2 separate regions of the Homo sapiens genome follow, and region 1 is linked to region 2. The links are chromatin contacts, found by Hi-C or POLR2A ChIA-PET in ENCODE. All regions are on one chromosome and are shown on one strand. The core of a region is the stretch at or near the end of the contact, and the rest is flanking DNA. Distances in the headings are between cores, read along the strand shown.

The links. A loop is a pair of places that touch in the nucleus more often than their neighbours do. ChIA-PET counts read pairs that join two places held with the same protein, here RNA polymerase II (POLR2A). Pooled maps may share reads with other maps.
Region 1: a pooled map shows a loop between it and region 2 (3-fold over the local background). The contact joins two enhancer-like sites. A Hi-C loop is called at or near these places in 5 of 50 pooled maps. POLR2A ChIA-PET finds 5 or more read pairs at or near these places in 3 of 52 experiments (CD4-positive, alpha-beta T cell, OCI-LY7 and activated CD4-positive, alpha-beta T cell).

The regions. Positions count from the first base shown.
Region 1 is chr18:23,883,241-23,885,940 of GRCh38, forward strand. LAMA3 (laminin subunit alpha 3) reads left to right here. Exons shown (of 75, transcript NM_198129.4): 41 at 1,533-1,613. Among named protein-coding and RNA genes, the nearest start is that of LINC02958, 98 kb to the right of the region's middle. Within about 2 kb of position 1,276, at least 14 of the 41 ENCODE cell types and tissues checked have a DNase peak (open chromatin) inside an H3K27ac peak, as active enhancers do.
Region 2 is chr18:24,074,774-24,077,473 of GRCh38, forward strand. The region is part of intron 4 of TTC39C (tetratricopeptide repeat domain 39C); the gene reads left to right. Among named protein-coding and RNA genes, the nearest start is that of TTC39C-AS1, 61 kb to the left of the region's middle. RefSeq lists an enhancer at 1,472-1,766. Within about 2 kb of position 1,303, at least 16 of the 41 ENCODE cell types and tissues checked have a DNase peak (open chromatin) inside an H3K27ac peak, as active enhancers do.

The DNA.
Region 1 (2,700 bases), core at 26-2,525, 190 kb before region 2:
CACTGAGTGATCTGAGCTCTCATTCAGCCTCCAGAGTGACCAATAGACTACATAGGTAGGAATCCACCACTGTGTTTTCAAGGTAACCCCCTCTCTCCTTAAGTGTGGCACTTTGTCATATCCTTACTCATCACAAAGGGTTCACTGTGGGCCCAAGCAAAGAATGATGTAACAAACTAAGTGAAGCAAGAGTTGTTCTGAAAATCAAGAAGATACTGAGAACATCTCACTAGTACATAGACTCAGAAACAAGTGTGGATCACAAAGGCAGGCCTATATCAGCCCTTAACAGACACATGGGCCAAGTCCTAACATCACCAGAAGTCATGTGCCAAGTGTGGCTTCTCTGGAGAGACCTATTTGGAATGCTCACCCTGCTTTGCTGTCTATGTCTTTGATGCTCGTGAAGCCCGCCCCATCCTGCAGCTTTATTTGTCAAGGGATCAATCACATGAGCTTGCCCAGACTTGTTTGAAGAGAAGCTGGCAAAAGTAGAAAGCAGCGAGATTTCCACTGGGGTGCTTGGAAAAAGTTTTTCATTTTCATTTGCAAAGCGTAGTAGCATCAAGGTCAGCTTCCAGCTTCCATAAGTTGAAGTAACACGTAGGTCTTTGAATTTATCAGTAAAACTCTATTTGTATCTATTTCTCCTTCCTGCAATATTAATAGTGCTGACCAATGTCTAACTGTCTTTTGAGAGGCTTCCTAAACAGGCATTCTCTTACCAGCAAATGGAGTGATATTCCCTCAGATGTCATCAGTGTCATGTCCAGTGGCAGACAACAGGGCTTTTTCATGGTCTCTTTGGTGTGTGTGTGTGTGTGTGTGTGTGTGTGTGTGTGTGTGTGTGTGTGTGTGTTTAAAGCTGCTTCTAAAATATCATCACTTATTGCTTCTCAGCCTTTTGGCTAAAATCAAGTGTAAAATATCACCACTTTAGAGCTAAAAGAAAAGGGATCAAAATTCCACAACTTGGTTTGAAAAAAAAGTGAGAATCAGCAATGATTGTGCCCACAGAAATGCCGAGGCAGGCGAGTGGTCTCTGTGCATCTTTAGGGGGCTCCAGGGCCTGGCCTCCCCACCAACTTTTCTTCCCAGAAGGCAATGTGCCTGATAGAAAAGAACTAGAATCAACAAGGAGAACGTTTTTTTTTAAAGAATCAGAACTCTCTGTTCTTTTTTCTGCCTAGACTTGTTTTACTCCTTCCTTGTTATTCCTGGAAAAATGCTGTTGTAATCATCTCTTCCAAAGTGAGTTACTCTGCTCTGTCTTAAGGGGAAAAAATGCTCTTCCCCAAGGAACAAATAAAATAAATGCCTTCAGTCCTTGTTCACCAAAATTGCCCTGTGTCGGCTGAGATCATTCATCATTATCTCTCCAAGTCTTGATGGGCAAAATTTTCTTCACACAAAGTAACCAGACCCTGGGTTTCAGTGCTCACTTAATACAAGCCAGTCCTTTGTGGTAAAAAATAAGCATAAATCCTATCGATCTGTGTTTTTGATGGGGCCTTTTTCTGTCTTCTTTCAAGCTTTGCCACTGGCTGTGTGGTGAATGGGGGAGACGTGCGGTGCTCCTGCAAAGCTGGGTACACAGGAACACAGTGTGAAAGGTAAGGTGGGCGCCCCTCCCGCCTCAGCCTGCAGAGGGGGCGGGGAGGGCTGTGGGTGGGGCTGCCAGGTGCTGGCACAGAGCTAGGGGTGGGGCTGGGAGTTTGACTGAGGCCTGGAAAAAGGTCTCTTGGGAAAAATACAAGACTGCTCACCTAATAAATCATTAATATCATTCTCTTTCCTGCTTTGTACGTTTCAGAAAACTGAGAATGAGGCACAACGCATACACTCACCCACAAGTAGCTCTACCTACATCCCCCCAACACGCACCCCTGTGTACCTCAACCCCCGACACCTCCCTACCTACCCCTCCTCCACAATGATCTCTGCATACCCCCTATTTCGACATGTCCCTTCCACATATCTCCACATACACCTGCCCTCAACGTATCCCTACTTACCTGTACACATGTACAACTGTCTACACTCTTCCGTACACACACATATCCACAGCCCTAGCCTAGATAGCCCCCCCACCCCCCCACCCCCACCCCCACCCCACACACACCCCTCTATCCCCACACTATATTTTGAACACTTTCAGGACAATCTATGTCTTGTTTATTTCGGAATCCCTGGTTCCAAGAATGGTACTGTTCACATAATAGGTGTTCGGTAATGTTTGTGAAACAAAATAATAAATGTTGTGGAATGGAAACTGTAAAATTAATGACAAAGGGCTGCAGAACCAAGCTTTAGTTATTCATGGACAATTTTCATGATTAGCCACTATGCATAGGACACTGCCAAGTACTGAGAAAGATATAAAAGATACTTATAACCTAGCTGAGAAGAAAGCACACACATATTTGGGAAAGTAACAGTATGAAAAATGAATCATATGGTTTACATATTTTAAAATTTAAAATAACTTTCTCATAAAATCAATACATATTTATTATAAAATGATGAAAAACAAACGAGCAGAGAACCAGTGAGGGCCCCCCTACAACCTAGCCCTGTGCACTCAAACGCTTTCACATACAATCCTATTCATAATCATTTTGTCTACAGAAAGCCACTGTTAAAAAGCTGGCTGTTTGTTCCTACAAATCATTTCTAAATGTGTGAACCCTTAAAAAAAAA
Region 2 (2,700 bases), core at 53-2,552:
CATTTGACCTAGCCATCTCATTACTGGGTATATACCCAGAGGATTATAAATCATGCTGCTATAAAGACACATGCACATGTATGTTTATTGCGGCACTATTCACAATAGCAAAGACTTGGAACCAACCCAAATATCCATCAATGATAGACTGGATAAAGAAAATGTGGCACATATACACCATGGAATACTATGCAGCCATAAAAAAGGATGAGTTCATGTCCTTTGTAGGGACATGGATGAAGCTGGAAACCATCATTCTGAGCAAACTATTGTAAGGACAGAAAACTAAACACGCATGTTCTCACTTATAGGTTAGAATTGAACAATGAGAACACTTGGACACAGGGTGGGGAACATCACACACCGGGGCCTGTCGTGGGGTGGGGGGAGTGGGGAGGGTTGGCATTAAGAGAAATACCTAATGTAAATGACAAGTTAATGGGTGCAGCACACCAACATGGCACATGTATACATACGTAACAAACCTGCACATTGTGCACATGTACGCTAGAACTTAAAGTATAATTAAAAAAAAAAAAGTCTGTTGGTGAAGGTTGAAGATAACGAGGCAGTGGGCTGACTGGTGAAAACTAAATCATCTTTTGTCCTTCAAAGTCTTGGGCCAGGAACAGTGGCTCACACCTGTGCACGGTGGCTCCTAGCACTTTGGGAGGCCGAAGTGGGTGGATTGCTTGAGTCTAGGAGTTTGAGACCAGCCTGGGCAACATGGCAAAACCCATCTCTACTAAAAATACAAAAAATCAGCCAGGCTTGGTGGCGTGTGCCTGTAGTCCCAGCTACTCAGGAGGCTGAGGTGGAAGAATCACCTGAGCTTGGGAGGTCGGGGCTGCAGTAAGGTGAGATAGTGCCACTGCACTGCAGCCTGAGCAATCCAAGTGAGACCTTGTCTCAAAAAAAAAAAAAAAAAAACAAAAAAAAAACCTCTATTATTTGAGACACAAGAAAGGCAAGCCTGAATTGCCATGGGTTAACCAGCCTCCTTCCGGGACAGTTGGACAGACAGGCTTTAATAGATGCTTGCACCAGATACAGTCCCCCTGAAAAATTACAAAATTTATCCAAGATCAATTTCATGTAACTTGATATTCCCATTTTGCAAGCAGCTCTTGCCCTTTCCCAGGGAAGACTTCTGTCCCCGTATGGGGCAGGGTTTCCTCTCGCCCCCTCCATCTCTCAGCTAGTTGTTGCCTGGTCCTCATAAGGTGGGACAGATTGTCTGTTGCCCAGGCTGGAGTGCAGTGGCACAATCTTGGGTCACTACAACCTCCACCTCCTGGTTTCATGCTATTCTCCTGCCTCAGCCTCCTGAGTAGCTGGAACTACAGGCACCTGCCACCAAGCCCGGCTAATTTTTTTGTATTTTTTAGTAGAGACAGGGTTTCACCATGTTGGCCAGGCTGGTTTTGAACTCCTGACCTCAAGTGATCTGCCTGCCTCAGCCTCCAAAAGTGCTGGGATTACAGGCATGAGCCACCGCGCCCGGCCTGCTCTGTGGTTTTTCTGCTGTCTCCACCTCCCTCCACAGACACAGCGATAACGACAGCTGAATGATTCATACTTGACCTTTCAGAGCAGCCAGATGAAAGGCTGTGCAGGGTGTATGGCTCTTAAATAGCGTGTTCTCTGCTTGTTGGGAAGACATGCACTCAGCTGCTGTGTCCTCTCATGGAGCTGCTGGAGCGGCCCCTGTAGGAGCCACAGTGCAGAGCGTCCTGTTCTCGGTGCTGCATTCTCCCCCAGCCTCTGCCTCCTCCTGCTTGGCCTGGCTGTGGCTGGAATTTTTGCTTTACAGAGTGTGGGATGGAGAGTAGGGCAAGTCCCGAGAACCTGTTTCAGTGCCAAGTTGGACGCAGAATGTAGTAAAAGCAACATGGCCTCTCTCGACATGAGCATTAAGTTTGTTTTGACATACATCAGTTTATCATCTTTGACTCAGTCAAAAACGTTGGGTTCTGTTTCCTTGGCTCAAATTAAGGACCTTACAGCTTGTTACCATAGACTTTAACATGTGCCTTCAGACATTGGCACCCATCTTAGGCACAAAATTAAAGACGGATTGAATTCATTGTATTCTTATTCTAGAAGAGTGGGGTTTTCACCGTGGAGGTTTCTGTTGTGTTTTATTGATTTAGTTCCACGTACTCAGGATTGGATGGATTCTTAACGTTTGTTTCCAGTTCTACCATCCATTTCTGTAGCTCCTCACCTGAGGTCAGAATTGTTAGCATTCATGTCTATAATCCTGGTCCCTTCGACGTCACGTTGAGAGATGCCGTTTCTCCGGGAGCAGGTGTTCACTCCTCTGTTGGGCTTGCACCCTTTTGTCCCGGTGTGTCCCCTGCTTCACTCTGCCTCCAAGCCGCTCGCCCATCTGCTCCTTCCTACTGGCATTCCTGCTGCTCTCTCCTGGGGTGTTCCCTTTCCCTTAGTGCAAGCTTCACTTCCTTTAATAAAGCTGAGGTAGCCTGGAAAATACAGGATAAAATGGAGTTAAATTTATCCCTCCAAATTTCCAGTTAAGAATGGGTAGGAGTAAAGTGTTCTTCCGAAATCCTGCAGTAACTATTTTGCACTCTCTAATTTATTTATGTGTTTACTACATGGAAAACTATTTAGTGACAGAAAAAGGAGATAAAAAAGAACAATTCACTCATCATCTCAGCGTTGTTTGTTTTCACT